4 separate regions of the Homo sapiens genome follow, and regions 1, 2 and 4 are each linked to region 3. The links are chromatin loops, found by intact Hi-C in ENCODE. Cell type or tissue: MCF 10A. All regions are shown on one strand. Region 1 holds the start of LOC124905223 (a long non-coding RNA gene). Region 2 overlaps EOLA2-DT (EOLA2 divergent transcript). Region 3 has its middle 26 kb from the start of MIR2114. Region 4 has its middle 97 kb from the start of EOLA2-DT.

The links. A loop is a pair of places that touch in the nucleus more often than their neighbours do. Peaks named below come from ENCODE experiments on the same cell type or tissue, not always from the same donor. Only the 100,000 strongest peaks of a DNase experiment are listed, where the experiment ranks them.
Region 1: it touches region 3 in a loop (3-fold over the local background); 9 of 110 quality-filtered maps call a loop at or near these places.
Region 2: a loop joins it to region 3, with 10 times the contacts of the local background. A loop is called at or near these places in 21 of 110 quality-filtered maps.
Region 4: it touches region 3 in a loop (4-fold over the local background); 5 of 110 quality-filtered maps call a loop at or near these places.

What each region holds. Positions count from the first base shown.
Region 1 is chrX:150,481,303-150,489,302 of GRCh38, reverse strand. The region is part of intron 5 of MAMLD1 (mastermind like domain containing 1); the gene reads right to left. It overlaps LOC124905223 (a long non-coding RNA gene), which reads right to left and starts at 6,805. Exons shown (of 2, transcript XR_007068346.1): 1 at 5,924-6,805; 2 at 1-4,343. In MCF 10A, a CTCF peak has its summit at 3,094 (motif pointing right); DNase peaks (open chromatin) are centred at 3,092 and 6,312.
Region 2 is chrX:149,959,884-149,967,883 of GRCh38, reverse strand. It overlaps EOLA2-DT (EOLA2 divergent transcript), which reads right to left. Exons shown (of 12, transcript NR_027456.1): 8 at 6,936-7,119; 9 at 5,168-5,301. Among named protein-coding and RNA genes, the nearest start is that of EOLA2-DT, 25 kb to the right of the region's middle. In MCF 10A, a CTCF peak has its summit at 4,821 (motif pointing left); a DNase peak (open chromatin) is centred at 4,823.
Region 3 is chrX:150,198,071-150,206,070 of GRCh38, reverse strand. No RefSeq gene overlaps it. Among named protein-coding and RNA genes, the nearest start is that of MIR2114, 26 kb to the left of the region's middle. In MCF 10A, no CTCF peak of the experiment used is centred here; DNase peaks (open chromatin) are centred at 850, 2,980, 4,030, 4,890 and 1 weaker place.
Region 4 is chrX:150,031,841-150,039,840 of GRCh38, reverse strand. No RefSeq gene overlaps it. Among named protein-coding and RNA genes, the nearest start is that of EOLA2-DT, 97 kb to the right of the region's middle. In MCF 10A, no CTCF peak of the experiment used is centred here; DNase peaks (open chromatin) are centred at 2,660, 3,500 and 6,890.

The DNA.
Region 1 (8,000 bases), 280 kb before region 3:
CCAGTGTCTTGATCTTGAAGTTCCCAGCCTCCAGAACTATGCATAATGCATTTCCATTGTCTCTAAGCCACCCAGCCTATGGTATTTTGTCATAGCAGCCTGAACTGACTAAGACAGTGAGCCACATGAGAAGTGCCCCAACCCCTCCCTTAAGCACTTGGCTCACAGATCAGTGGGTTCATTTCTGCCTGAGTTTTATTGTTATTCTGTAGATTTCTTGGGCTAGATATATTTTTCTGTTATTTTCCTTCTTCACCTCAGTCATGAATTGGTTGTTTTAAAAAAGACAATGTAAGTCATGGGGAAACTCCTGACAACTCTACTCTCCTAGGGTTCCTGATAAAAGGGGATTCAGTTGAGTCCTCTGATGGTCTCTACCTGCCAAAGTCCAGCAGCCCTTAGCAAACATGCTGCTCGTTTCTGTAGAGAAGGTGCTGGTGTCCCACCATACTTCTCTCTCCCTCATGAAGGGCTTGCGACCCAGCAAATGGGTGGCTTATATGGGTCTGTTTCAAAGGAAGAGCCAGCTCTGGGAAGAAAAACGATGAGCATAAGCATAACCTACCACTGTGCCTGGGAAAGCAGACAACTTTTTTGATGTGTGAATATCTAATGAGAATGGAATCCATCAATTACCTTAAACTTAGGCACAGTCTTCAAATTCAATATATGTGGGATATACTTTTAGTCAGTTTGTAGACGTTATTTGTAATAAATAATCTGGCTTCTCTAAAGAAATTATTTTAAGTGTTTGGTTTGGTTTGATTTAATGGTAAAATTATATTTAGTGGCAGAGAATTATAGCAATGGTGATAAACTATAGAGTGTCATAAGTTCATATCTTATTCTCACATTTGAAGCTGCCTGCAGATGCATTCAAGATGCAGCCAGAAGTCAGGAGACTCAGGCTGTTATTTGGAGCTCATCATTTTACAGCCTTGCTGGACTCCCACTTTCTCAGGGGAAAAATGTGGTGTTGACCCAGATTAGCTCTCCAGGCCCTGCTGAGTTGGGCACTCTGTAAGCTGGAGGGTCTTCTATTGTCTTCACCTAAGTGTCAATCAACAACCCAAATGGGCATGGGGGAAGAGGGAGCTGGGCCAATGCCCAGGGTGCCTGGTAGAGAGATACCTTGGGCACTGGAAGGCACCAGCTTCCCAGAGAGAAGGGGGAGGGCCATGAAAAAGTTGGCTGTAGATGCCAGGGACACTGGGACTCTCCAGCTGTGTGTTTGTGTCTTCTGAAGACTTATGTTTCATTCCTTTGGAGCATGCATAATCATACACTGTGGGATGTGTTATATAGATTGCTTGATAGTTCACCACTGTAATAAAATACTGTGACTGGAATCTGCTCCCAGTCTGCCTTTGATAGCACTTGTGCAACACACATTTACTGAGCATTTACAGTGATCCAGGACCTGTGTTGTGAAAACATTGATGGACAAGGCAGATGGTGGAGCACGTCAGTGAGGATTTTTAACAAAGGCTGGTAAGTGCTATAAAGGAACATTGTAGGACACTAGAGAACAAAGAACAGGAGAACCTGACTTAGGCTGGGGTGGGGCGTTGGTTAGAGGAGGCTCCTTGGAGGACATGAGGTTTAAGCTGTGACCTGAGGATGAATAGATGTTGGCCAGGTGAGGGGCCCTGGGGAAGAAAGTTGGCAAAATTCCTAAACCAACTTGATCTATGTCACAGCTTCACCCAGTGCTACTCCTATTCTAAGACCCAATGAATACCCGGGTCACATAGGGAGAATGCTTGCAAAATGTTGGATGTCCTTGGGAAAAGAGCTGCTTTCTGCAGTCACGTGGAATCATCCCACAGACCGCTGTGCTGTAGTAGATGGGGTTGGGGAGGATGGGAAAGCCTTTATCTTTCTGTTTCTAATTTCTTCAATTCCAGAAAATTTACTTTCCTGAAGCTGTAAGGTGTCCTTCATTTTCAGCCTCAATTGTTGAAAATTAGATTACAAACCAAAGCAGGAATTCCATGATATGTTTTTAAGTTGTTCACACAGTAGAGTTGGGTGTGTCCCATTTATAAAACAATCCATCATAAGTCAGTATAGAGCAGAAGAGATAGCTAAGAAAAATCCCTGAGTCCTAAATGTCAGAATCAGAAGGGCCCATAAGGATAATCTAAATCAGAGGTTCTCAAAGTGGAAGGGCAGGGGTGTCCTTGTACTAGCAGCAGCAGCAGCAGCAGCAGCCCCTGGAAATCTATTACAAATGCAAATTCCAGGGCCCCACCTGTATCTGTGGAGTCAGAAACTCTGGGGATGGAACCCAGTAATCTGCATTTTAACAAGCTCTCCAGGCCACATTCCAATGTGAGAACCACTAATTTAATCCAATCCTCTCATTATACAGAATAGGAAACTGAGTCTGACCCCTGGTCAAGCCTTGCTACTGCTGTCCAGCAGGATGTGATATGGATGATGGATCAGTGACCACCGTGTGCTGCTTTCCAACTTCCTCTTTCCCAATTGAAATTTTTTTTTCTTTTTATTGCACTCTTACTTTCTATGCCAAGGTGAGCATGGTGACCAGTGGTCCCTGAAACATGAAGAGCTATATACTGACCAAATTCAGAGGATGACACATCACCTAGGGTTTCCGGATTGGAGTTGGATCCCTTTGGGAAAGGGGTAAATAGGTTTTCCCTAAGTGTGGGCATTTTGGGAGGTGTATGCGTGGGAAGGAAGGTGTGTATGAATGAGGATGGCCAAGAGATTGATTGCAACAAATACTGTTGGTTGCCAGCACTAAGTCTTCCTTCTCTTGACACCTTTCCCCATTTTCATTTAGGCAGCTTCGTTTGGCCCATACCACCTCTGTGCTTAGGAGGAACCTGGCTCCACACAAGGTTCTAGCGGGGGACACAGCTGACATGAAGCAGCACAGTAGGCTAGTAGGCGTTGGATCCATTCAGACTAAAAAGCATGAAATCTGGGGGGGCTTCTGGGAAAGAAGCTTCCTGGCTCTTCTGACAGAGATTCTAGAAGCCATTCTCCTGCTCTCTGAATGGGGCAGGAGGAAATTTGTAGCCTCTGGAGTTGCTGGCACTATCTTGTGCCCACAAGGGGGAGCCAGCCTTAGGATGAGGCTCATGCCACTGAAGGCAGAGTAGACAGCCAGAAAGAAACAGCATCTTTGATGACACTGAGGAACTGTTGATTCAAACCAACCCTGAAGTCCACCCAACCGCTGGACTTTAACTTTCAGGAATCAGTAAGTCCCCTTTATTGTTTAAGCCAGTGTGAACTGCGCTGTCTGCTAATTGGGACTGAAAACATCCCAACTGATAATCTGGCCTGGCCTCTCAGACCCCTGAGTTCATGAGGTCTGCTTTACACAGCCAGCCTCATATTAAAAAACACCCGATTTTTAATGATGAAGCTTGGGGCCTGCTGAACCCTGCTCAGCCTTGAGTCATGTTCTTTTATCTACTGACCAATTCATTTACAGAGACAAATCTAACACACCTGAACCATCTGTACAATGCACTCTAGCAAATACATTCAGTATGGATCAAATATCACAATCCTGGGCTCTTCATTCAGATCTCAAGTGTGGTACTCAAGATCTTCAATATGCATTAGTTGAATGTGATACACATTTTAGATACAATAGTCTAGCTTAATAACATTAAGAATTTCTGGGTCATATTCAATTCTGATGCAAACTAGAATATGTACTTTGTGGGTTTCTGTGAAGAAAATAATTGATGATTTAAAATGGGATTCATCTATAGAAAAGAAGCAATGCTAGCTCATAAAAGCAATTATTGGCATCAAACTCCTGAATTTTTAAATCCCTTAAAAAGTCCAAGAGCATACCAGAAAGTCAAGATTTGGTTTCAAAGGTAATAACTGTAAACAAAAAAATTAAAAGCCCGTAAAAGGTGTTGCTGGGTAGGATTGTGATGGCTCTAGAAACAATTGTGAGAGCTCATTCTCTTTCTCAATTCCTAGTCTAATATTATTTGAAAAACTTTATATAATGAGAGAGTGAGAAATAGACATAAATCAAGTTCAGGGTTACAGAGCAATGCTTAGCCTTCAGGAACCTCTTCTCTGGGGGAAATTTCTGAGCTGGAGTTGGCTTGGACAATGAGCTCGGGCAGGACAGATGGGGGATGTGGCTGCTACCCTTGCAAGTGGGATGTAGGGGAGCAGGAATAAAGTAGATTGTTTGGAAAAGAGGAGCTTTCCTCTCTACTGGGACAAATGTACGTGGAGCATTTGATCAGTTTAGCAGAGCCTTACTTACCCAGAGGCCCTCACTCCAGTGCTCTGTGATGAGTTCAGAGGCCAGCAGCCAAGATAGGGGCAAAGAACTGGGGGAAGGAGGGAGAGTTAGTGGGAACATCACAGTTGTCTTCAAATCTCTAAAGGGCTCTTAAACCTTGGGGGGTCATATTGTACTAGAATGTTGATGAACCTCAAGATTTGTAATTTGTCTCAAAAGTGGGGCATGGAGAAGGATTCTAAACTCTAAACTGGATGTCAATCTAGCTCTGACAAATCACAATGCAGACTTTTTGTTTGCAGCAGGGACTTGGTGAAGTCTTTTAAGTTCCTGAGACCACGTTGTCATTCAGAAAGCCAACTTAAACAATTTTATTAATGAATGAGTCCTCGGTTGTAATCTTGCCTCTTGCAGTGCAGAATAACTACACGGCTTGGAAGAGTGGTTCTGCCCACCAGCTGCTGTGGAACAAGCTGGGCAGAATAGATCTACATGATTCCAGATCTATATGAATGCACAGGGAATTGACATGGTCAAGGCCATTGCCAGAGGCTGCTCTTTCAACCCCATTCTGCTGCTTTGATCTGTATCAATCTTGAACTAGGGCAATTCATAGAGCATAAGGGAGTCAGGAGACCTTTCTGGGTAGGTGGGTGGGGAAAGGGCCTCCTTGTGATGTAATTATTCTGCCAAAGCAGACATTTCCAAATTAAAAGTCAACAAAGCAAACAAAAGAATAAAAGAAATGATTAAAATGGCTATCAAAATGATAAGAACAAATAAAAACAAAAACCTAAAAAGATAATTCTCACAAAGAATGTAGAATCTGTGCTTATGAACTAGTAAAATAAACCTCTTTTTTTTGGTTTAAACCAGTAGTGGGAGCTTGTTCATATACTATCAAGTATTTTTATAAGTCACATTTAAGCCTACCAGGAGAACATATGCTTAACAGCCTTCCAAAAACGTTCACTTTATACTGTGCTAGTCATAAAGAAATAGCAGAGTTACAAACACACTGTGTGTAAGTGAAGACCACTCACTGCTCTCAGAACTGACCAAAATCGATTGGCTTATGTTAGGAATATCAGCACCACCCCAAAGTGGTATGAATGAATCTTAATCAGGGAAAAGTAATAAAATGAGTGGCCTGAATTTCGAAACTAGCTGTTTTTGGCTTTTCTTACCATGTGAAGCTGTCACTGTGGTATGTGAAATGGCAGCCAGAAGTTTTGTTTTGTCCTTGTAAATTGCATTAAATGACGACAACAACAACAACAGCAGAAACAACAGAACCACCAGGACAAATTACCACTGGCGGTATAAAATTGTGTACTTGTTGGAAGTTGAAGAAATCACATGTTTTCAGACATTGCACAAGTGCTATAGAAGGATAAGGAGCTTAACTGGACCAGAGAAATGCATCATGGTCAGTGGGTAAATGGGCCCTACATGCAGATGCAAAGTTCTCCTTTCTGCCCAGTGCAAGAATATGGGTTCATCGGCCTCCAAGCCTTGAAGACTGAGAGTGTCTATCAATACTTCCTCTAAAATGCTCAAAACAGTTTCCAAAACTTAGCATTCCGCAATGGCTAGCAGATACAGCTCATTCATTGGTTCATTCCCCTCTATATTCTACTCATTCATTCCAAGGATCATTCAGCTTACATTACAGAGCTAGCGAAGACGTCTTCCTATGCCTGAGGAGTTTACTACCAAGTGGAGAAGCAGACAAGTCACAAAGAACTCTGATGAAGAAGTGGACATCACCACACCCTGAAAGGCAGAAACCAGAGATCTTGTGAGCTGGAGCATGAGCAGGGACACAATGACCAGGTGTGAACTTTCTAAAAGTCATTTTGGCATTGGTCAGAGGTGTCCTACTTTGTGTACCAGTGTCAAGGCCTTAGGAGCTGGTTCTCCCTGTAGTTGAGAACCGTAACCTTTTTCAGAACTCTATTCCAAGGCCTAGCACTTGCTCTAGAGTGACAGTTTGCACAGAAAGCCAGTCAGAGATGGCGAGTCACTAGCAGCATTCTGTCGGCTCCTGTATTACTCAGCAAACTGTGAGTCATCCCGGTGTTTCCAGACTTGCAGATATACCAGAGAGCTAATGAAGCAAGTGGGTTTCTCATCTCATTCAGAAGCAGAGATAATGTCCGTTCTTGTTTACAGTCACTTCTTTGTTTCCCCCACCTACGTATTATCATTTCTCCAAAATGTCAAGAGAGGGACAGCCATTATGCTCAATTTTCCAGGAAAGTTATTTCTGGTTATGCCTGTGCATTTAACAAACATGCACCTCAGTAAGACATACAAAAAACCCAGATGGCCCATACAACATGATGAGTGGATGTGCAGTAAATACTGCTCTTACCAGGGATGGAAAATGAGCAGTTCAGCTTGCTGCTTCTTTTAGATTGTACACTAATATTATTGCAAAAGAAAAGACTGCTTTTGATTAGGAGAGGACTAGCAAGTGTTTTAAAATTGCAGCCTTTACTTTTTCATTGTGGTAAAAATATGTATAAAATGTACCATTTTAACAATTTTTAAGTGTGCAATTCAGTGGCATTAAGTGCACTCACAGTGTTGTGCAACTATCACCACCATCCATCTCCAGAACTTTTTCATTTTCCTGTACTGAAACTCTGTCCCCATTAAACATGCACTCCTAATTTCCTCCCTCCCCTAGCCCCTGTCACTCACAGTTCTATCTGCCTTTCTCCATGAATTGGACTACTCTAGGGACCTCACATGAGTGGAATGATACAATATTTGTCCTTTGGTGGCTGGCTTGTTTCACTTAGCTTAATGCCTTCAGTGATCATCCATGTTATAGCACATGTCAGAATTTCCTTCCTTTTTAAGGCTGAATAATATTCTATTGTATGGGCATGCTGCATTTTTTTAATTTATTTACCAGCTGATGGACATTTGGGTTGTCTCTCTCTTTTGACTATTGTGAACAAAACTGCTATGAACAGATAACTGGTTGAGCCCCTGCTTTCAATTCTTTCTTTCTTTCTTTCTTTCTTTCTTTCTTTCTTTCTTTCTTTCTTTCTTTCTTTCTTTCTTTCTTTTTTCTTTCTTTCTTTCTTTTTTCTTTCTTTCTTACTTTCTCTGTCTCTGTCTCTGTCTCTCTTTCTTTCTTTCTTTCTCTCTTTCTTTTTCTTTCTTTCTTTCTCTCTTTCTTTCTTTCTTTTTTTTTATTTTTTGAGATGGGGTCTCTCTATGTCACCCAGGCTGGAGTGCAGGGCAGTGATCACAGCTCACTGCAGCTTCAACCTCCTGGTCTCAAGCAATCCTCCCACCTCAGCCTCCGGAGTAGCTGAAACTGCAGGCAACGCCACCATGCCTGGTTAATTTTTGTAATTTTTTGTAAAGGTGGGATCTCACTATGTTGCCCAGGCTGGCATTGAACTCCTGGCCTCAAGCGATCCTCCCACCTCGGCTTCTCAAAGTGCTGCGATTACAGGTGTGAGCCACTGTGTCCAGCCTTGCTTTCGATTCTTTTAGGCATATACCCAGAAGTGGAATCACTGGATCATACGGTATTTCTCTGTGTAATTTTTTGAGGAACTGCCGTACTTTTTTCCACAGTGGCTGCACTATTTCACATTCCCACCAACAATGCACAAGGGTTCCAATTTCTCCACATCCTCACCATCACTTGTTATTTTCTCTCTCTGTGTGTATGTGTTTATAATAACCATCCCAATGGGTGTCAACATTTTGGTGTTTG
Region 2 (8,000 bases), 240 kb after region 3:
GGAACCCGTCTACACTGCTAGTGACAACGTAAAATGCCACTAGCAATGTAGGAGGCATGGCAATATAAAATGGTGCAGCCGCTTTGGAAAAGTTGTTCAGTTTTTTTTTTATTTTTTTTTTAAGAGTTAAACATTGAGTTATCATATGACTCAGCAGTTCTACTGCTGGGTATCTACTCAAGAGAAATGACAACATATATTCATATAAAAACTTCTACCAGGCCGGGCACGGTGACTCACGCCTGTAATCCCAGCACTTTGGGAGGCTGAGGCAGGTGGATCGCCTTGGTCGGGTGTTCGAGACCAGCCTGACCAACATGGAGAAACCCCGTCTCTACTAAAAATACAAAATTAGCCAGGCATGGTGACACATGCCTGTGATCCCAGCTACTTGGGAGGCTGAGGCAGGAGAATCACGGAGATTGCACTCCAGCCTGGGCAACAAGGGCAAAACTCCGTTTCAAAAAAAAAACTTCTACCAAATGTTCATAACAACATTATTTACAATAGCCAAAAGGAAGTAACTCAAGTGTCCATCAAGTGATAAATGAATAAACAAAATGTGGTATATCCATATGATGGAATATTAGCCATAAAAAGAAACTGGACTTTAGTAAAATTAAACCAAAAACCTTATGCTCTGTGAAAGGTACTGTTAAGAGAATGAAAACAGAATCCATAGAGTGTGAGAAATATTTTCAAAACACATATCTGATAAAGGATTTGTATCCACTATACAAAAAAAGAAAACAATCAATTTAAAAATGGGAAAAATATCTAAACAGACATCGCATCAAAGAAAATGTATGGATGGCAAATAAGCATGTAAAAAGATGCTCAACATCGTATGTTATCAGAGAATTGCAAATTAAAACCATGAACTACCAGTACAAACCTATCAGAATGACAAAAATCCAAACAACTTACAACACCAAATGATGGCGAGGATGTAAAGCAACAGGAACTCTTATACATTGCTGGTCAGAATGCAAAATTACAAAGCCACTTTGGAAGCCAGTTTGGCAGTTTCTTACAAAGATAAACATAGTCTATGCTCACTGGTATTTACCTAAATCAGGTGAAAACTTATGTGCCCACAAAAACCTGCACACAAATGACTGAAGCAGCTTTATCCATAATTGCCCCAAATTGGAAGTAACCAAGACGTTCTTTAAAAGGTGAAGGGATAAACTGTGGTAAATCCATACAATAGAATATTACTTAGCCATAAAAAGAAATGAGCCATTAAGCCAAAGAAAGACAGGGAAGAAGCTTACATGCATATTACTTAGTGATAGAAGCCTCTGAAAAGATTACATGCTATATTATTCCAATTATATAACATTCTGGGAAAGGCAAATCAAAAGATCAGTGGTTGGTAGGTGTTCACAGGGAGGAGGGAAAGACTGCCCTAAAAGTCCCCTGTGTTTTACCTTTTCATCAAAACTACTCTGTATGATACTGTAATGGTAGATATATGACATTAGACATTTGTCAAAACCCATAGAACTGTACAACACAAAGAATGAACCCAAATGTACGGACTTCAGTTAATCATAATGTGTCAATATCAATTCATTGATTATGACAAATATACCACACCAATGCAAGATGTTTGTGGGCAAAATTATGGTCAGGAGTGGAGAGGAGGGCAGTATAAGGGAATTCTCTGTACTATCTGCTCAATTTTCTGTAAACTTAAAACTGCTCTAAAAAGTAGTCTGTTAATCAAAAACGAAAACTTAAAAAAGAGAGAGAATAAAGTGCTGCTACATGCTACAGTATGGATGAACTCTGAAAACGTTACACTAAGTGAAAGAAGGCTGCCATAGAAGACCATACAGTGTGTGATTCCATTTATATGAAAGGTCCAGAATAGGGGAATTCTATGGAGATAGAAAGTAGATTAGTGGTTATCTAGGACAAGGGGGGGAATTAAGGGGAAATAGAGGGTGACTGCTAATGGGCATGGGGTTTCTTTCTGGGGTTTTCAAAATGTTATAAAATCTATTGTGGTGGTTGTGGTGATGGTCTAGAGCTCTGAATACACTAAAAATCACTTTAAATGGGTGACTTGTATGCATATCTCAATAAAACTGTAAAGATGGTAACGAGTTTGAAAATCTCAATAAAAAGGACAATTTTCTAGGAAAATTAGCTAACTGGAATCACAAAGAAGTAGAAAACGTGGGGAAAAATAGGGTGTTACACATTTTCCTCTGATGATTGTTACAGTGCCCAGACAGCTTTATGAGCAAGTTCTTTTTAATTTACAAAGAACAGGTAATTTCCATGCTCTAAAAGCGGTTCTCATTATAAAATAAAAGAAGGAATAAGCCCATTCATTTTATAAAATTAAAGTTATCCTGATCACAAAACCTGACGAACACCCACACAAATACACAGAGAAAGAAAACTGAAGACTAATGTCACTTAGGAATATAGATGCAAAAATCCTAAATGAAATGCCAGCAAGCCAAATCTGGCAAGACATTATGAGCAAGGAGGGATTATTTCAGGAGTGCAATTTACTATCAGGAAGTCTAGACATATAACTCATCACAACAATCAGTTGAAGGAGAAAACCTGAACAAATGACAAGAAATTAATATTTCAAATTTATTTTTTAAATCTATTAATAAACAAGGAAAAACCTATACCAAAACATAAAATTGGGCAAAAAAGAAAAAAATAGTTCAGTTTTACTTGTAATTAAATAAATGTTAATTTTAAAATATGATAATCAATTCTTTGTAGTCAAATTGGCAAAATAGTAATATCAAGAATTTGGGAAAAAAAGGATATACCAATATTCTGCCTCTAAGATAAAAATTGTTATAGGAACATTTAGTAATACCCATGAAAAGCCTTAAAAATTAACATACAGGTGAAACAACAGTTGCACGTCTAGGAATTTCTTCACAGGGAACAATCAAGGACTTGGAAAGGTGTAGTCACACACTACTTACCTCTGCATTGTTTATAGTACAGAAAAACAGAAAGTAACTGAAATGTCCAGCATTAGAAGATTCATCAAACAAATTCTGGTTTGTTCATTCAGTGAAATGCCATGTAACCAGTGAAGGTAAAAAAGAACAATGAACTTAGGTATTCTGAATACATTCAATAAAAAAAGCTTATGAAAGAGCATGTAGAATACAGAGAAAAGAAGGCTGGATGGTTACAATAAAATGTTAATAGTGGCTGTCTCTGAGTGGGAAGAATACAAGTAACTTATATGCTGTTTTTTTTGTATATCTGTGATTTTGTACATGTTCTATAATAAACATATATTACTTTGGTAAAGAAAAATATAATAAGAGTGTATTTTAATGTATATGTTCTTAACTAAGAAGTTTTGCTGCTAGAAATTTATCTTTAAAATCAGACATTTACAAGATTTATGTATAGGAACACACATTATTATAAAAGCAAAAAAAGGAAACCAACTAAATGTCTAGCAATAGCAATTATAAAGTATGAAATAACTATGGCTATACAATGGAATACTAGGCAGCTATTAAAAATCATGAGGTAGAAGAACATATAATGACAAAGAAGATTAAGCAAAAAGGCAGATTATAAAATAGTAAATACAAAATGAGGCTAATTTTTTTCTTTCATTTTATACATTTTTAATTTTTTTAATTTTTAATTTTGTGAGTAGTTAGTATGTATATATATATGTATATATATATGGGGTAAAATTTTTAAAAATAAAACCATATGGAAAAAATACTGGAGGGAAATATACCAAAATGAACATCAATTACAGTTCTCCCGAAGCCAAAGAACCACTGGTAATTTGTTTATTTTCACCGTTCTGCATTTCACAAACTTTCCACAATAGATTTTAAACTCTAAGGCATTTGAGGAGCAAGGAGCGAGAAAAGGTATACAACCATAGTAATTCTCTCTGCTGCCATTATACTAGGCATTTATAGTATCCCATAACTGAATGCAAGAATTGCTCCTGTATAAATGGGAAGAACATGGATTAAAACAAATGAGAAAAGGGGCAATGTGCTAATATGTTGTCTGCATAATTTTTTAAAGCATAAACATAAATCTGGAAACCAACATATTACAAGGTTAAGAATGGTTACTTCTTGTTGGTAGGAATGTGGGTAATGGTTAATTTTGTGAGTGTGATTTTTTTTTTAATTTCTGAAAAATAAAAAAATAAAAATTAAAACCAAATGAGAGACCTATAAATATTTCCACTCACTGGTGTTGGGGCAGTGTGAGTACACTTCTTCCTCTGTGTCTGAGACTGTGGGAGGAGCCCAGTCAGTCCCCGGGATGGGAGGGAACATTCATGGCCACTGCTTTCCTCCCCTGGTCTCAGAGGCTGAACATTGGTGCCCTCTCAGTGAAATAACACAGCAATGCTAGTCTCTCCATTCACTGTATGCCAGGGAGCCCCTAATCCTATGGCAACGACCCCATAAATCAGGCTCATGGACCCCTAACCCTTCAGAGCTCCCGGTCAGCAGAGTTCTCTCCCATGCCATGGCCCTCTATTCTGGCTTCTGCACCCTGCCATGAGACCGGGAGCTCCTGGAGGGCAGGGCCTGTAGTTTAGCTCAAACCTTGCCTCTGTGACTACCCTAGTGCCTTGCATAGAGTGGATATTCAATGAACATTTATGAGACTTTGAAAGGCAGGCAGGTATGAAACATCATCTTGGTGCCTGACTTGAGAATAGAGGAACATGGATACTAGCATGTATCCATGAAGCCTTTCATCCTCTCAGGAAAAGCACAATCCAGCCCATGGCTTGGCTACTTCTTGACGTGCGCACGGGTGCAGTAGTCTCATGGATGAGAATGCCACCTAGTGGCATGGATGTGGTAGTCTCGTGGATGAGAATGCCACCAGGGTAGGCATGGGCAGTGATGAAAGCAGGTCAAAGAAGAAATTAAACACGGTTCAAACAGATCTTCTTTGAAATAAAGATATACAAACCATCACAATAAGTGGAACAGTGGGGGCTGGATGAGGTGTCTGTATGAAGGCATGGCAGCTACAAAGTCAATATAGCATCAATATACAAATTTACGTGCGATGCAATAGGTTTCCTTTGTTTCAAACTGAAGGAAGACATTCCATCTCACTGCCAAAGGCTTACAAATTAACGCTGAGGGTCAGGGTTCATGGTACTTACTCAAGGTTCCTGTGGCTGCTGTTGTAGTCCCATAACTTTAAAATCATTCTATCATCTTGGAGTACTTTCTCTTAGTGGGGAGATGATGGAATTTGTTGATCATAAGAAGTATATAATGGGAGAAATCTCCTTTGCTAAAGGTTCATGTAATGAAAGTTATGAAAAAAACCTTTTTTTTCATTAAAGCAAACTAATTTGTCACTGAAGAAAAAGTAATTATTTAAATGTTTAAAGAAACAACTTTTTTCAATAAAGCAAATTAATTCTTTAAATATGTCGGAGTGTCTCCAGGTACTGACTAGTGTTCTTAGAAAAGAAAACTTTTAAGAACAGAAAAATTCAGATCAAAAGAACACAGCCCTTATCTTTCCCCCTTCAAATATAAGTCAAATAGTGGCTGTGAAACTGACTGCAGGGAAATCCCTCCATTTTTTATAACATCAAAATGGAATAAGGCTTCATTGCTCAAGCTCATACATACCAGGTCTGAAAGCACATGTGGGTTAAATATCTCAGACTTGGTTTGTTTGAAATGATGTTCTTGCTTTCAATATGATCAACTAAAGACAGTTACTCTGGACTTAGAGCTTCATGGAACAACATAGACTTGATTATGCCAAAAGTACTTTACACAGCTTGAGAAGTCCACTCTTAACAGGTGCCTTTGGAAGTCAAGGCAAAGGATTTTTTAAAAAATTGAGCTGGAAGAGATCCTGACCAGTATAACTAGACAGCCTGTGGGATTCAAGAGGTAACAGCTTATCTGCTTTTAAACACTAGTACAATAAGAGAGTTCACAATAAAGTTGGACAACCGCCATAACATCTTTTATCGAAACTATTGCAAGTTTCTAACTGATCTTTCTGTTTTCACTTGACCCAATTTGGCCAAACCCACACAGCCTAGCACAGGCTCATAATTCTACCATTATGTGCCTGTGCTCCAGCCAAACTCAATTTCTCACTGTTCAACTGTATCAATATTTGTTTTACCTCTCTAGCAGTGAAAAAAATTGAGTCACCCCAAAAGGTTGTTAGGATCATTCTCAAGTACTGTAAAAACCCTGTCCAGAAGAGACATATCCTCAGACATGCAGTCACACAAGACTCTGCCTTTGAAAATACAGATCTATGGAGGATGAGACAAGAGTTTATATCTCTCTGCACCTGACCTGGGTTGTTTTATTGCTTGTTATGCTACTGACTAATCCAGTGCTTCCCAAACATTTTTGGAGTTTTGACATTTCACTGGTTCTAAGCAAAACAATTGTTTGTATTGTTTTTATAAAATGTACCTATCCTACCCCCAAGAATGCTATAACTTTTCAAAAAAAATTAAAGTTAATTAAAATGAATTTGGCTTTGAGAAATTTAGAACAATTTTGTGAGGTACTTTGAAATCCTATGAAACACTCTAGAATTCCCAAAACAAGGAGTTGAGAATAACTATTTTGGCAAATATGTTTGTCTCTCCATGCTTTGTTATTCCCACCTATAAAATGAAACTAATGATGCTCCTACTCTTTCCCAAGTTTCCCAGTCTGTATATTATGAGAACCCAGGCTTATAGAAAGAACTTTGCTTTCCCCAGAATAAAGGATTCCCATCTAACCCAGATAAAGAAATTTAACTATAACTCTAAAATCTCCTTATGAGATTAACATTCTAAATGTTACCAGCAAAATATGAGATACTGAAACATTACCTGATAACACAGAGACATAAAATTCTTTCAGGCTGCAAAAAGATATTTATGTTACTAAACTTACATTTGAAGATCACAGTGCTTGAGAAAGTGTAGATCCAACATCCAAACATAGTTGCCATTGGGAAGGAACTGCCTTTAGCTTCTGTGAACAGAGGAGTCTCTTCTGAGGTAGGGATGGGAGTTCAGGACTCTGAGAAGATAACATGTCATAATTTCCACTGGGTTCTCTGTTGAAATGTTTCTTTCTGCAGAGAGATTAGAAGTGCAGCACTGGGAGGAGAGGCTGAAAAACAAACATAAGCCTCCCTTGTTGGAGTACATTTTATCCCCACAAAGTTATTTTGTTTGTGATCACAATTCAGTGAATTCTTTTTGATAGAATTCTTTTATTGCAACTGTCTCTAAGAGGCTAAATTTCTCCAAGCAGCACTCTGGAGAATCCCAGCATTAGACAATAATTATAAATAAGGGTTCTACAAGTAACCAGAGACCCAGGCTAAAAGGAATGTGATAGGCCATACAGGGTACGGCTCTGCCTCCAGGCTGAATAAGAATCCTAACCCAAATGGACTGGGAAAGAGTCCATGTCATTCTAAAATAATAACAGGAAAGAATCTGTTATGGATTGAATGTGTCCCCGCAAAATTTATATGTTGAAATCCTGACCCCTAAGGTGATGGTATTAGGAAATGGGTCCTTTGGAAGGTGATTAGATCATGAGGGTGGGACCATCCTAAATGAGATAAGTACCCTTATAAGAACAGGCCAGAGAGCTAGCTCACTCTCTTTCTTCTGTGTGAGAACACACAGCAAGAAGATGGCCATCTGCAACCCCAAAGAGGGTCCTCACCAGAACTCATATTAGCACCCAGATCTAAGACTTCCAGCCTCCAGAACTATGAAAAATAAATTTCTGTTGTTTTCAAGTCATCCAGTTTATGGTACTTTGCTTTGGTAACCCAAACCTTTCTGGATGAGGCAGAATCCAAGAGTTAGAGATTTGAGAGTCAGAAAACACCTCTAGAGATCACTTGTTGTAGCCTTTTGCAGAGAACAAAGGTATTATATTAATTTTCTGTAGGCCTAATGTTAAGGTATCCTTAGGTGAAAATAACTAATGTGACAT
Region 3 (8,000 bases):
CTGGTAGCAGGACCCCACACTGAGCTGTAAGACACTCATCTTGCTATGACAACCCCTATCTTCTGTATCACAATCTATGGAATGCTCAAATTTGGCCAAATTGTGGACAGTGCTCAACATAGTTAGCATTATTGTGAAAGTTTCCAGAAGGTTACAAGAACAGCCAGATCCCTGATTGGAACATGAAGACCTGGCTGAGATTTCTATGTTCTCTAATCTGGTGATGGATGAAGAGGGTTGGGAGGGGGTGTCCCTCCTGAGAGCGTGGGCTGAGCCTTCATCTCAACTGAGAGAAGGATGCTGGGGCAGGAGCATTGCACCTTCTGGGGGTTGAGATAAGGAAAAGGGCTACGTGGGTATGTATGTTAACTCTCAACCTCCAAGTCAAGTGCTGAGGGCTCAGCTTGGGGATTTGCAGACAGTCAAAAGAGTTCTCCCACACTTGGACACAGGAAGGGGAAAATCACACACCGGGGCCTGTCGTGGGGTGGGGGGAGGGGGGAGGGATAGCATTAGGAGATATACCTAATGTAAATGACGAATTAATGGGTGCAGCACACCAACATGGCGCATGTATACATATGTAACAAACCTGCACATTGTGCACATGTACCCTAGAACTTACAGTATAATCATTAAAAAAAAAAAAAAAAGAGTTCTCCCAGACATGCAGGGACAGAGCGTCAAGGCATTCCCCAGCCTGAGGCCTGGTGGGGCCCCCAGGTGGCAGGAAGAAGCATGGAGGAACTGAGTGGCTAGGACTGTGAATCCCAGGAGCAGCCACTTCACCCAAAGCAGCTTGAGTTACAACTCTGTTGATTGACTGATGACCTCTAGGCCCAGTACATATTGCTTCACAGAGCCTAGAGAACAAAATGTACCCAAGAGGTAGGGCTGGGGCTGCTCTCTCTTTTCTTGCCAGAACTGAATTCTACTGTGTCCTGAGGAGGCCTGGGCAGTTTGTGTGGTGTCAGGGCCAGACGCTTGGCACAGCCTTTGGCCTGCCCACCAGGGGCACTCTAAGCCACATGGTGCCATGGTTTCTGTAAGGGGATTCCTGGGCAGCCCATGTTAACAAATGGGAATGGATTCTGGAGAGAAAGAATGGGGTAGACCCCAGATGGTGATGAGATGACAGAAACATTTGTGAACACTTATATAAGCTCCTTTGGGGACTCCCTGAAATATTCAGGGGGTGGGGAGGGAGCCTGAAATATTCAGGGGGTGGGGAGGGAGCCTGGGTGAATAGATAGGGCGAGAAGCAGGCGACTAGCTTGTTAATGTTCTGGGACCCTATCTCTGCAGGCTGGTGAGGTCCTGAACTTATAGATTACAGGGTAATGGGAAATCTGTGAGGAGGAAGTGCTGGAGTGTTGAGGTGCAAAGCTGCCGCACACCCCACGAGCCCTGTAAAGCAGAACCCGTGGCCAGTTTCAGGGTGCGGGGGTTTTCTAGATTTCCAGCCCCTGCTGCTCCTCCACTTAGACACTACATTTATTTATTCTTATATTGAAAGAAACACAAAGTAACTCATTTTATTTATATTCTTAATAAGGAAACAAAGTTTCCAACATGTAGCAGCAAAATAATAACAGCAACAATAACAATGTGTGCATTACCAAACACACCTTTTAGTTGAATGGAAAACCTTTTACTTTTTTTAACTTTTATTTTAAGTTCAGGGAAATGTGAAGGTTTGTTACTAGACACTATATTTATTCAGAGTGCTAAAAATGGTGGCGGCAGCCTTGTTCCATGCCAGTTGAGTGAAGCTGAAGCTTTGATGGCTGGAATTCCCTTCCCCTAAACAGTTCTCATTCAGCAGGAGCCACATGAAATTCAGGTGTTATTTGGAAGATGGAAGTGAAGCCAGTGTCTCTATCTTTTGTCTCCTCTTGTTGACATGGGGCAGCTGCTCTGTGACTTCCAGGAACCCTGAACATTTTTGCCTTCATGGGGCCCTTCTTCAATTACCAATAAATAATGATAATTATATTTTATGATTGTGTTGGTATAAAGATGAATACATTATTATATAAGAAAATATTGTCTTTAATCTAAAAGTTCATTTCTTTCCTTCTGATTTTAAAATAAGTTTAATTATCTTGTGTGTCCTTAAAAGTCTCATAGCCTACTGTACCTAATGGAGAGGTTGACCCTGAAAGGGCCTGGAGCTTGCTTGCCCATGCTGGTTCTCAGGGATCAGTGTTTGGGCTTGGAAGGAGCAAGGTTTGCCCATGGACTAGATGAGGCAGCACAAAGAAATGGGTGGATTGGCTGCTTTTTGTCTTTGGGATTAAAAATAAGTCTATTGAGTGTTGTGGAAAAATCACAGTCTTACAATTTAGATGATCAATTATGTGGGAAAAAACAATGTCCATGAGAAAAAATCAGCACTTTTTAAAATTATTTTAAATAATTGTAATTATAGCTAACCTTTGTTAAGCACTTATTACAAGCCACATACTGGGCTAAGCCTCACTCCTTTCACCTTCACATGAAACCCATTTTAGAGACCAAAATGTTGAGGCTGCAGGCTGATGAGGCAGCGGAAAGTCAGAAATGAAGACCATAAAAGAATAGAGACCAATTGGTCAGTAGGAAGAGGAAGTGGGGAGAAAGGATTCAGGAACAGACACTCAGGGATTCCCCGTGTTCTCATATTTGCCCTTCTAGAACCACATTACATGATATACTAATAAATAGGCTTAGGACAACAGCACAGAACCAGATGTAAAAGTTAACAGTTTCATTAACACTTTTCAAGAAAGGAGGCTGTACTTGCTTCTGATTTTCTTCTCAGTGATTTCCCAGGCCAACAACAGAGGGCATTGTCATATTGAATGAAGAGGACCCATCTGGAGACCTCTGGGAAGTCTTAGGCATCAGGTCCTTCCCAACTTCCCCAAGGGACCGAGCCAAGGCAGAGCTTTGTGCTCTGAGAGAAAACTGTGCTTCCTGGCTCCAGGGTAGAGAGGCCTCAGTCTGGCACAATTTCACAAGAGGGACTAAAAGGAAGACAGGAATGTGACCGGCTGTATTCTACGTACAAGGATGTGGCAACTCTGAGGGAGGAAGTGATCTACTCATGGCCATATAGCTAAGTAGTGACCAAATCAGGATAAGAGCCACGCAGTGTGACTCTAAGGAACACCACAGCACGTCGCCCCTCACAGGGAACAGAGCTGGCATTGGCTGCTCATCTATTATGTGCCAGGGCTTCCACGTATTGTCTTATGGGAGCCCAACAGTGAGTAGGGGAGGAAAGTCATGCTCAGGCCTGCTGTACAGATAACGAAGCTGGCTAGAGTGCTCAGTGCGCAAAAGGGAGAGGGAGGCACCAAAGTCTCAGAACTGGCAGGAACCTGCATGCCCTTCTGTTCAGCCTTCCGTCCACTGCTTTGAACTCTCAACTGGTCTTCCCATCGGTCCCCTCACTTTTTATTGTGGTATATGTGTGTGTCTCTGTGTGTGATAAAATTTGTCAGTTCATATTTTTAGTGTACAATTCAGTATACTTAGGCATTAATTACATTGACAACATTATGCAACAATCACCATGTAATTGCAGAACACTTTTATCACCCCCAAAAGAAAGCCTATACCCATTAAGCAGTCACTCTCCCATTTTTCCTTCTCCAAGCTCCTGACAACCATTAATCTGCTTTCTGCCTCTGTGGATTTGCCTATTCTGGATATTTCATATAAATGGAGTTATACAACATGTGGTCTTTTGTGACTGGCTTCTTTCACTTAGCATCATGTTTCTGAGGTTCATCAGTGTTGTAGCATGGATCAGTACTTTATTCTTCTTTATTGCTGAATTGATATTCCATTATGTGGACATAGTGCATTTTGTTTATCCATTCGTCATCAATGGACATTTTAGGTTGTCCCTACCTTTTGGCTATCGTGAATCTGTGATAGACATTCATTGTGGGGAAAACTGTTTCCAATTCTCTTGGCTATGTATGTACCCAGGAGTGGAATTCCTGGGTCATATAGTCATCCTATGTTTTTCTGAGGAACTGCCAAACTGTTTTCCCAGTGGCTGTACCATTTTGCATTCCCACTAGCAATGTACAAGCGTTCCAATTTCTGTACATCCTTGCCAACACTTGTTATTTTCTGTGCATGTGTTGTTCTTTTTTTTTTTTTTTTTTTTTTTTTTACCCTAGTGGGTGTGAGGTGGTATCTCATTGTGGCTATCATTTGCATTTACCTAATGACTAGTGATGTTGTGCATCTTTTCACATACCTATCGGCCCTTTTTCCATGTTTCTGAAAAAAAAAACAAAGCATCCTTACTGGGCCTCCAAGGCCCTGCCCCACTCCCGGCCGCACTGAATGGTCCCTGGCCCTCCACTTCCACTCTGGCACCAGCCACCTGGGCCTCCCCTTCCTCATGTGCACACACAGTTCCTTCTGCCTGCGAGTGGCCTCCGTGCTCCCCTCCATCTTTTGGCTGAGCCCCTACTGGCATGCCCAGAGCATCATCTTGCACTGCCCCTTGGTGCGCCTCATCCCAGTGATGGGCTTCTTGCTTCTTGCAGTTTCCTGAGGGCAGGTGCTGCATCTGGCCCGTTCACTGGAGTGACTCCGGTTCCTGGCTGAGGGCTGGAAAAACAGTATGTTTGGATCCACAGCACCAGATGGAAGACTGAACTGAAGTTGTGCAGGTTTCCTTCTGAAAGACTGGGCTCTCTTGCCCAAGAGGCACTGGCGGTTCCATCTTGGGACTCTTCCTGCTCCAGGGCACCGAGCACCCAGTATTAGGACAGCAGGATAGATGAGGCATCCCCACCGTCTCCCATTGACATCTTTGGAGCTGCCCATCCTCAGCTGTGGTCTGCTATGACTCATGCCCTCAAGGCAGGATGAGTGTTGTCAGCAAGTGACTCATGGACATAGCTCCTCAGCCTTGGCAGCCTTGACAGCCAGCTAGGTCTGATGACATAGGAGAGAGAGCCCCACAGTGGGAGGCAGGGACCACAGTTCCGGTCCCAGTCTGTGATGACTCAATGTGTGATCTGGGGCCTTCACTTCCCCAGCCTGTAGAGTCTATCTGAACCACCTGTGGATCCCTTTCAAAAATGCAGCTGGCTACACTCCCACCCCTGCTCCGACCCTGAGATTCTGATTTAGTGGCTCTGGCATGGAGCCCAGGAAATCTGCAGTGTATTCAGCAGCCCCAGTGCCGCTGATGCTCACCCCGCCTTGGAGAATCTGCACAAGCTGCTCTGAGGGCCCTGTCCATCTCCCAGACTTTGGTACTAGAATTCTAGAATTCTTCAGAATTCTGAACAGTTTTCACTGGGCAAGTTCCAAGAAGTTCCTTGAAGGAGGAATAAGCTCACTTTCTGTTCCCTGAACACCTATCCTGGGTACCCACCCAGTGGGAGTAGTGGGACATACTGTGGGGCAGGGTGGCTTAGAAGCTCAGCCTTCAGCCTGTCAGCCATGGAGAATGGTGGCAGGCCCAGGGGCAGGGTCTACTGGGAGTGGAGCGCTGGGCGCTTGTGGCTGCAGCACTGTAGAGGGCCTGAGGATAGGGCCACCTGTGCTACTGAGCTCAGAGTTTCTTCTACTGGAGTTGCCACACATTCTGCAATATGCACCCAAAGACATCACCTCCCCATTTAGGGTGGTCCTAATGGACTGAGGCCTAAGCTGAGGCTTCCAGCAAACCTGCTCCACCATCTGCTGGGTTTTTGTTTAGAGCAGGGAGGAGGCCCACTCTTTGTTGAGGGCTGTGTTCCCAGAGGGGAGCTAAGCAGCACCTTGATGTGGTTGGGAGTTTGAAGGCTCTGGGTTCCCCATCCATTTCTACCTCCGCACCATCTTGGGCAGTCCAGCCACCCTCTCTCAGGCGTGGTCTGCTCCTCCATGAAATGAGAATCCCATTAGTATCTGACTTAGGATTTCAATGATGCTTAAGTGAGAGGCTGTACAGAAAGGGATCTTTGCAACAGTCTTCCTGTTCTTTATGGCAGAGGAGAAACTCCACTAGACCTGCTGGCTTCAAGCCATGGCTGCTCTGCCAAGCTCCAACCATGCCCCCGGGAAGGCAACTCCACAAAGATGAGCCAGTCTTAGGGCAAAAAACTGTGAGAAAAAGCTGGAGAGAACACAAATTCCCAGGGTCAGGGGGAGGCTGGCAGAGGCAGCTACAGGAGAGAAGCTGCTTTGTAGAGAGCCATTCTGATCTAGTGCCGAGCAGGCACACAGAAGACCAGAAACATCCAAAGAGAGCTTTGTAGCTTGAGGGACCCCCAGAGGGAGTGACAAGGCTGACAACAGGTAGGGTGGGGGCATTTTCACAAACCTGGGTTCCCCAGGCCCAGCAACCTGAGGCCTCCTAGCCTTGGCCTGCCCTTGGGAGCTTTGCAGCTGCTAGACACTGCTCCCTCCTCTTGATGGAAGGTTGAATTGTGGGCTAGAATCCAAATATGTGGCCACTGTGGACTCAGGGGAGAGGGGGCTGCAAGAATGGGTATCTCCAGGGAAGAAGGCAGAGTTGGGCCAAACCTTGGGCCCCCAGGCCCAGACTCCAACAGAGACGCTGTCCTCACATAGCTCTCCTCACAGGGGGCTAGTCTCTGGGCAGAGAACAGGATATTAGGCCAACGGCAGCTTTGGGAGATGGGGAGGTGGGGGAGCAGCTGCAAGAAGGCCTCAGGCTGTCCAGACTCTGGCCAAGGCCACCTTCCCTCCCCTCACAGGCAGGCCACCACCCAGAAGCACAATCTGCTCATCTCTGTATTGGATTTGTAAACCACACCACGCCCAGGGTCTCCAGCGGCTCCAGGCCCTTGCCTGCAGGCCGCCTGAATGGCTCCCAGTAAATCCCTCCAAACTAAGTGTGGACCAAGTCACCTCCTGTCAGAACCCTTCATGGCCCCTTCTGCCATCTCTACCTCTATAGGAGCCTCTGAATGCTTAGGAGTAAAGAGCCATTGAGGAGCTGTGAATAATATAATCAGAATTTTAAAAGCATATGAGAAGTGGTGCTAAGAGGTCACTCTGAAGCTCCAGGGCAACTTCTGTGGTTTTGACTGCTTTTACTGCCCGGAGTACACCACCAACTGCCAGTTGTTTTTGAATCATAGTCACTGGAGTGACTAGACCAAGAGGGTTCAGGGCTATTGTTTTCAGAACTGAGCCTGTATGAAGACAGCCCAGGGGCTACTGGCTCTTTGGCAGCTCTGACTTACTACCTTTTGCTGGTGGCTTGCCCCTCCACCCCAGATTTTCTTCTCCCATCGAAGGGGACATCTAAGTCATCAGTGGCCTATGGAGGATATCATGGCCATGAGTGTGGCTCTCATGGTCAGGGTCTGGTCCCACTTGCTGCATACTTCCTGCTACACAGGAGGCACCTGATCTCAGGCAAAGAGGACACCAGTGGGGCTAGGCAAGGGTCCCTGGAGAGCATGCGTCTGCTACTACTATGCATTGGGCAGGGACTATGGCCCAGCACAGCAGAATTCAAGAAGCATAGGCACAGGGCAAGAGATATGAGCATGAGCTGCTGTCAGCCATCATCAATGAGCTGGTGCGGCACCTGAGATATCCCTTGTCTTGCTGGGACCAGCCATTGCCATTAGTGGCTTTCTGGGAGGTTGTCTGGGATCAGGGGCTCTGCAGCCAAATGAAACCTCCCTGGACTGCTGGAATGTCCTCTCTCAGGACAGAGTCACCTTGCTCCTAGAAAAAGACCCAGGAAGGCACCTACCTTTCTTCTGCCTCCTCCTCCTCAGCACTCCTTCCTCCAGGCGGAAAGCACTATCCTGTCCAAACTGTCCTGGCTTACAGAATGCTTACCCAGTGTGCATGATGGAACACTGATCCCCACAACTGCTCTGGAGAAGGATAATCTTCCCATCTAAAGAAGAGGAAGCTAAGGCCTAGAGAGGAGAAGGGACATTTCAAGAACCCAAGGTCAGAAGGAACCATAGGCAATAGCCTCATCAACTACCCCTACCCCACCAGCCCAGACC
Region 4 (8,000 bases), 170 kb after region 3:
GAGACCAGCCTGGCCAATATAGGGAAACCCTGTCTATACTAAAAATACAAAATATTAGCCGGGCATGATGGCAGGTGCCTGTAATCCCAGCTACTCGGGAGGCTGAGGCAGGAGAATCACTTGAACCCGGGAGGTGGAGGTTGCAGTGAGCCAAGATCATGCCATTGCACTCCAGCCTGGGCAACAAGAGTGAAACTCCGCCTCAAAAACAAAACAAAACAAAAAACATGCTATGAACATTTGTGTACATATTTTTATGTGCACATGAGTTTTCACTTATCTAGAATGAATGTCCAGGAGTGAAATTCCTAGGTTTTATGGTAATTGCATGCTCAGTTTTTTAAAAATTTCCATACTTTCTTTCAGAGTGGTTGTACCATATTAAATTCCCACAAACAGTATATGAGAGATTGAGTTTCTCCACATCTTCACCAGCATTTGGTGTTATCACTATTTTTCATTTTAGATATTCTAATAGGCATGTAGTGACATCTCATTATGGTAATTTGCATTCTCTGATGCCTAATGATATTGAACATCTTTTCATGTAATTATTTGCCATCTGTGAATCCTATTTGGTGAAATGTCTCTTCATGTCTTTTGCTCATCTCTTAATTGGATTTTTTTCCTGTTGAGTTGTGAGATTCTTTGTATATCCCAGATATGAGTCATTTGTTGGATATGTGGTTCGCAAATACTTTCTCCCTGTCTGTAACTTGTCATTTATTCCCTTAACAGGGTCTTTCATAGAGCAAAATTTTTTAACTTTTAATTTTGTAAAACTTTTTTTTAAGAGCTCTAATTTACAAACATTTCCTTTTATAGATCATGCTTTGGGTATCAAGTCTAAGAATTCTTCACCAAATCCTAGATCTGAAATTTTTTCCTATGTTTTCCTCTAAAAAGTTTTATAGTTTATATTTTACATTTAAGTCCATGAAACATTTTGATCCAGTTTGCTTTAAAACACATTCTGAGTAAATGGATAATGGGCAGGAATACTCAATTCACTTCCTCACACGAAGAAATATAACTGCTAAACAAATACACACATTTCAGTCTCACTATTAATCAAAGAAAGCAAATTTGCAATAACAATAGAAGTTATATTTTAAGCAGTTAAGTTAGTAAAAAATCAGGCCATTTTTCCTGCAGAATTCCCCACCCTCTAGATTTGGTTGATTGTATTGACAGAGTTTTTGGTCTTTTAAAACAGGGGTTCCCAACCCCCAGGCCATGGACCAATACCAGTCCGTGGCCTGTTAGGAACTGGCCACACAGCAGGAGGCGAGCAGCAGGCAAGCCAGCATTACTGCCTGAGCTCTGCCTCCTGTCAGATCAGTGGCAGCATTAGATTCTCATAGGAATGCAAACCCTACTGTGAACTGCACATACAAGAGATCTAGGTTGCGGGCTCCTTATGAGAATCCAATGCCTGATGATCTGAGGTGGAACAGTTTCATCCTGAAACTACCTCCCCAGTCCCCACTTTTGGTCCATGGAAAAACTGTTTTCCACAAAACTGGTCCCTGGTGCCAAAAAGGTTAGGGACTGCTGTTTTAAAATGTAGGTTTATTATTCAGATGGTGTGAGGCCAAAGATCAGGAGACATCTGTCATTGAAAAGATAGTTTGTGGCCAGGCGTGGTGGCTCATGCCTGTAATCCCAGCACTTTGGGAGGCCGAGGCAGGCAGATCACTTGAGGTCAGTAGTTCGAGACCAGCCTGGCCAACATGGTGAAACCCCATCTCTACTAAAAATACAAAACCAGCCAGGTGTGGTGGCATATGCCTGTAATCCCAGCTACTCGGGAGGCTGAGGCAGGAGAATCACTTGAACCCGGGAGGCGGAGGTTGCAGTGAGCCAAGATTGCTCCATTGCACTTCAGCCTGGGAGACCGAGTGAGACTCTGTCTCAAAAAAAAAAAAAAAAAAAAGAGAGAGAGAGAAAAAAGATACTTTGTTACCGACAATTTCAAAGGGAGGGGGAACACCATGCCACAACATGCAGGGCCACATGGGGAAGCACCAGGGTCAGTCAGAAGGCAAGACTCCAAGAACTTGCTCCTTCAGGATCCCACATCAAGGTTGGTAAAAGAGGTGCTAACTACAGGTGAGGGCAACAGGGCCTTCCAGTTTCTAGACAAGATTGAAGAGGATGATTATATCCATGGACAATTAATGAATTATCTTTTTGTGTCTGAGAAGAAGCTACATAAAATACCAAAACTAATCAAAAATGAAAAAGATAACAGGGGCTTTAGTTACCCAATATAATGCAATAGGAACTGAAATTTAAGCAATTCAATTTTCTAGTTGGCCACAGAAGTTCAGATTCTGACCTTCCCTCCTCAGAGGTAAGACCATGCACAATAGCGAGGAATTGAACAAAACAAAAAGGACCCCCAAGAAGTGGAAATTCCATACAAAAGCTCTAAGAGGAACAGGGAGGTTTCTTTCCTACTCAACCCATTCTCCTCCCAGGAAGGTACAAAACAAATGAAGAAAACAGAGAAGTTTTGGACCTGGTCATTGGTCTCTAACCTGTTGACCTCTTATTGACTATTCATTTCCTGTTACAGGAAAACTCCTTTCCCTTTTATTTCACAATCTGGCACTTTTAAGTTCAGGATCCTTCGCTTAGCATCTAAAGCCTAAAGCTCTTCACAGCATGGTCCTACCCTTTCTTCCCAGTCACGTTTATTTCTGAGTCATAAAACTTAGTGGCTACAAAGCTAGGCTTTGGAGTCTGACAGACTTGGTTTGAATTCCTGTTCTGCCATCTCTTAGCAGGTGACCAAGTTACATAATTGTTCTGAGCTTTATTCTCCTAATTTGTAAGGTCGGAATGATGCTACCTATAACAAATGAGACTGCTGTGGCAGTTATATAAGAGAATGCATGTAAAACACTTAATACGATGCATGGCACAGAGTGATGACTCAATATATAGCGACTATTACTAGCCCTAAATGGATCCTATGATCTCCCACCTTGTTACTTTTGCTCAAGTTGTTCCTGCCTCCTAACATGCCTCTGCCTGTAGAAATTATATCTGTTGTTTATGTCTAGTCCCCAAGGCTACCTTTTCAAGAAGTCTTTCCTTTTGTTTCACCAGGAAATCCTATCCCTGCTTTGAACCTCCAATTCATTTGTACTCTTCCCTTGGCACTTCCTTCACACTGATAAGTGTACCTAGGCACTGCCCAGGGCTGACCTTGCACTGAGCAGATGCTTCATGACTATATACTGAATTAAATCCATGTGGTGTCCAAATGTTACATGATTTTCTGGAATTTTAAGAATTCCAAATACCTGAGAAATAATGCAATTAATTCCATATGTCAAAATTGCTGCTAACACCCTCAACTCAATGTTATTATAAAAACACATGACCAAAAACTGAATTGGTGGTGAGAAAACATGGAGGAGATAATGGTGAGGAAGAACTCTCTGCTGGCATTTGCTGATGTGATAATGTTGGCCTCCAGGATATGCATGTGTCATATATTTGTTTTGGCGACCTGCCACTGCCATTTTCTGCTCTGCCCAGCCCGTTTTCTTTGGGACTAGCAAAAAAATAACTAGGAAAAGCCTGAAAATAGTTCACAGGCAAGCATCTTAAACATCTACAAATGCTTTTTAGATGAATGGAAAAGATGGCATTTGTTTACAGAAGGGAAAAGACCTAACTCTGATGCACCTATCAACCTTGATGTCTCTTGTTCTGCCTGCCTCCAAATATCAACAAATAATGTCAAGGGAAAGTAAGTGTGGAACACTAACTACCTACCCACCTCTTCCCTGGAAAGCAAAGGGGTCCAATACAAGACAGGTCTTAGAGTTTGGATGCTGAAAGGTGTGCATCACCCATACAGCCTCAGTGGGCACTTGTTATAGAACCACAGATAAGCAAAAAGTACTGCCTCACTGAAGAGGGAAGAAGGGAGATTTTTCACCAACTCTGTGGAGATGCACTGAAAAATTCCCCCCGAAAAAACAACCTTAGAACCCCTTGTGGATTACTTTCCCATCTTTTTCCTGGCCTGGGAATGTTTACTAGCATGCGAGCATATAATTTTCCATCATGAATGACTCAGAGGGAGCTTAAGTGTCATGGAGAACCAAGTAAATGATTAATTCAAGTGGATTCAAACTAAGCTGCTTTTAATATTTTGATGGTGAAATGAATAATGCTCAATTATCTTCAAGTCACTCATAGTCAGACTTAACACAGGAGATGATCTGCTGAAGTGCACAATATTGACACACACTAGGATGTCACTTAATCCTCTGTGCACAAAAACCAGAGAGAACAACCATTCTCTTGAATGGAAGCAACCCTAGCTTCATCTTCTGGCCTATAACTTCCTCCCTTCCTCTTTTCCTCTCTTCCTTTCTGGCACAGACATTTAATAAATACCTCCCATGTGCAAAACCCTGAGAAAGGTACTACTGGGAATACAGAAATGAATAATATTGTGTCCTCAGGTAGTTTATAAGCTTAGCAGGAAAGATAAGATTGTAATAAAAGCAAAAATTAGCCACTTGAGATTGTTACAGAATAGCCTAAAAACTCCAGAATGGCTCCCTCAAAAGAACTCTATCCTGGAGATGTCGCCACAGTAAGAGGAAGGTTGACAGATCTGAGAAATTAAAGGAACATTTGCAAGAGGGGACTGGGGAAGTCAACTCACTCATATTTATTATAAATTCTCTTTCATTGAACTTATTTCAAAGACAGTCTTTGTGGCAAACTTTTTGAGGCCTTGGATGCCTTAAAATATTTCATTCTTACATTTAAATGATACTTAGCTGGGTATAAAATTCTAGATTCTAAGTTTTTTCCCTCAATACTGAAAATTAACGTTCCACTGTTTTCTTCTATCTGGGTTGCTTTTGAGTACTAAGGTGCCAATATGATTTTGTTCCTTTGTAGGTTATCTGCTTTTTCTTCCTGGGAAGGCTTCTTTTTTTAAAATTTTACTACTATGTGTCTAGATATACGCTTTGTCTCATAAATCCTGGTTGGCAAACTCTGAATCTTTTTAAACTGAGATCATCCATACTCCCCTAAGATTGGAGAATTCTTGGTCTTTGTTTCTTCAAATACTTACATCCCCTCCACATACTCTTCTCCCTCTCTCTTTCTGGTACTCTTATTCAACTGATTGGACATTTCTCCTTCTAAAGTATTTTTCCTCTACAGTATTTTTCCTATATTTCCCAACTATTTATCCCTTTCTGATGACTTCTGGGAAAGTTGTTCAATCTAGTATTCCATGTCATTAATTCATTCTTGATCTGTATCTGTTGTTTTTACCCCCCCCCATCAAGTTATTTCAACTTATATTTTCATAGCTGCTATTTCTGAATGATGTTGTTTGTAACTGCCTATTCCTGCCTCAAGTTACCAACATTGTCTCTTAACTTTTCAATGATATTCTAGTTTGTTTTCAATCATTGTTTTGATTAGTTCATTCATTCTGCTTTGTCTAGTATATTAAGATTGTTGTCTTTCTTTTGGGGTAGCTGCACTCCTGAAAAGATATGTTATTTAAGAAGACCCGATGCTCAGTAACTTCTAAGGTTATTTATTAATACTTACGGCAGTTTTTTTTAGAGCAGCATTATTTATTGAAATGTTAGTGTTTGTTTTCCTTTTTTTAATTATACTTTAAGTTCTAGGGTACATGTGCACAATGTGCAGGTTTGTTACATATGTATACATGTGCCATGTTGGTGTGCTGCACCCATTAACTCGTCATTTACATTAGGTGTATCTCCTAACGCTATCCCTCCCCCAAACAATGAGAACACTTGGACACAGGAAGGGGAATACTTACTGCAGTTTTTTGACTGAGGAGACCACTTTGGTTATCACTTCAAAACAGATTTCTCAGACTGATGTCAGTGATCCTACTCTCATTCTATTAGGTTTAGGTCATACATTCATCCTTCCAAAGGTTCGTTCACCCATTAAAGAGACAATCTTGCAAATAAGATAAGGCATCACTGTGGTTGTTACTGCTGTGGTTGCATAGCTTGAAGTATCAGTTCTGTGTGTAGTTTCTTGAATTAGACAACAGCACTAAATATTGTGAGATATTGCTATTTAAACTTAAAAATACAATGTTTAGTGTCAAAGTATGTCAACTCTAACATCCCTTCACACTCTATAAGTTTATCATTTAGTTTCATAAGGATATACTACTCCAAATAAACATCAATATTTTATGTATAGAAATCTATTTCTTTAGAATAAACAAACCAAGAAATAAATAAATTTACTTTTACATGTAAACCATGCAATCCCACACAGAACAACAGGGAAAAGATGAAAGTCTGTATGCAAAGGGTCCAATTTGTAACTTACTGTGCAGTAAAGCTCAGTCTTTAATCATTTTCTTGTTAATCTTATTCTTAACTATAAGCTGCCTCAGGGCATTTTCACAGCTTTCGCCAGTCTGTCCCAGTTTAGTTTTACCTGTTAATCTATAGACTCCAAGTGCTAAACACTAGATTAATAAGTCCTAAGAGTTCCAATATCTCAGTAAGCACTTTTGCCCTGAGCCTAATCTTATCCAGTAATCAGCCTTTGCACAGTTCCCATGTCTCAGCCCGTTTCTCCAACTCTCATTATTTTTCTCTCCTTCTTGGAGTATCTGAGCTGCCCTTTTTGCTGGAGGCATATGAAGGCATTGTGCCTACCCCTAGCTGTTCTTAATTTTCTCTCTTGAAGGACTCTCAGCAGGCCCAAAGACACGGCCCTTGCTTCTAGGATGCAGATGAAAAGCTGAAGTGGAGGGAGAAAAAGGGCAGTTCACTAACACATAATGACTAATCCTAGTAGAATAAAGGGCAGGGCCCTTTTAATAAACAGTGCACTCCAGGAAGAGGGTGGAGCCAATTGAATAAGCCCCAGGCTCTGATGAGACAAGTATGCTCTTGGAAGCTGTCATAGCAACAGGAGTTTGCTATTCAAGATGTGGACTATCTCTACTTAAGGCAGTTCTCTACGACCAGGACATCACTCTCTAAGGCCATCCTTTCTTCTCGCTGTCTTTAAGTACCTGGCTCTAACTACCTGCAAAACCAGCCTCCTGCCTCAAAGCAAGGGCTTTCCTTTCCTGTCTAGAGAGTTAAAATGGATTGTAGGAGACGCTAGACAAATTTAGCTCTCTCCTCCACAGAAGCCCAGTGTTTTGTGGTGTTACAGAAAAAGCCCTGATACACCAGTTCGCATGACCCATAATTCTTACTGAATTCATCTGCTGACATCCAGAAGTGCTGCTTGAAAAATGATGATGTAATGATGCTTTATGAAAAGGAATCAATCTCTGAGGTGGAAATTCTTACTGTACAATGACACCTGGCTAGAGTAGATAGGATAGTGCCCATATGCTATTAGCTTTGGAATTAGTTTCCCACTGGGATAGTGGTAGAAACGTTTTAATTTTTGTCTCATCCTATTTAGGCCAGCAGCCAGTTGAAAACATCCCTTCAGAGCACAGCAATTTTGATGGAGGAAGGGCAGACTAGGGAGTAGGAGAGTATAGTGGAAACCCATGAGGCAGGACCAAATGAATGAGGTAGCAGTGGTTCTCAGCTCTGGCTACACATTAGAATCTCCCAGGAGGCTTTCTTTAAAAGTTTATTTTGAAATAATTTTAAAATTACAGAAAAGTTGCAAAAACAGCAAACAGTTGCTGCACACACTTCATCCAGCATTCTTCATGTCAACATCTTTTATAACCATCAGAGTTATCAAAACTAAGAAATGAACTTTGGTACAATATGATTAACTAAACTAGATTTTATCTGCATTTTACCAGTTTCTCCACTACATTGCATTTTCTGTTCAGGGTCAAATTCAGGATTTCACATTGCATTGTCTCCTCCAATCTATGGCAGTTCATCCATTCTTTTATGTCTTTGATAATCTTGACACCTTGAAGAGCACTGATCAGTTATTTTGTATAATGTAGCTCACCAGTTTTC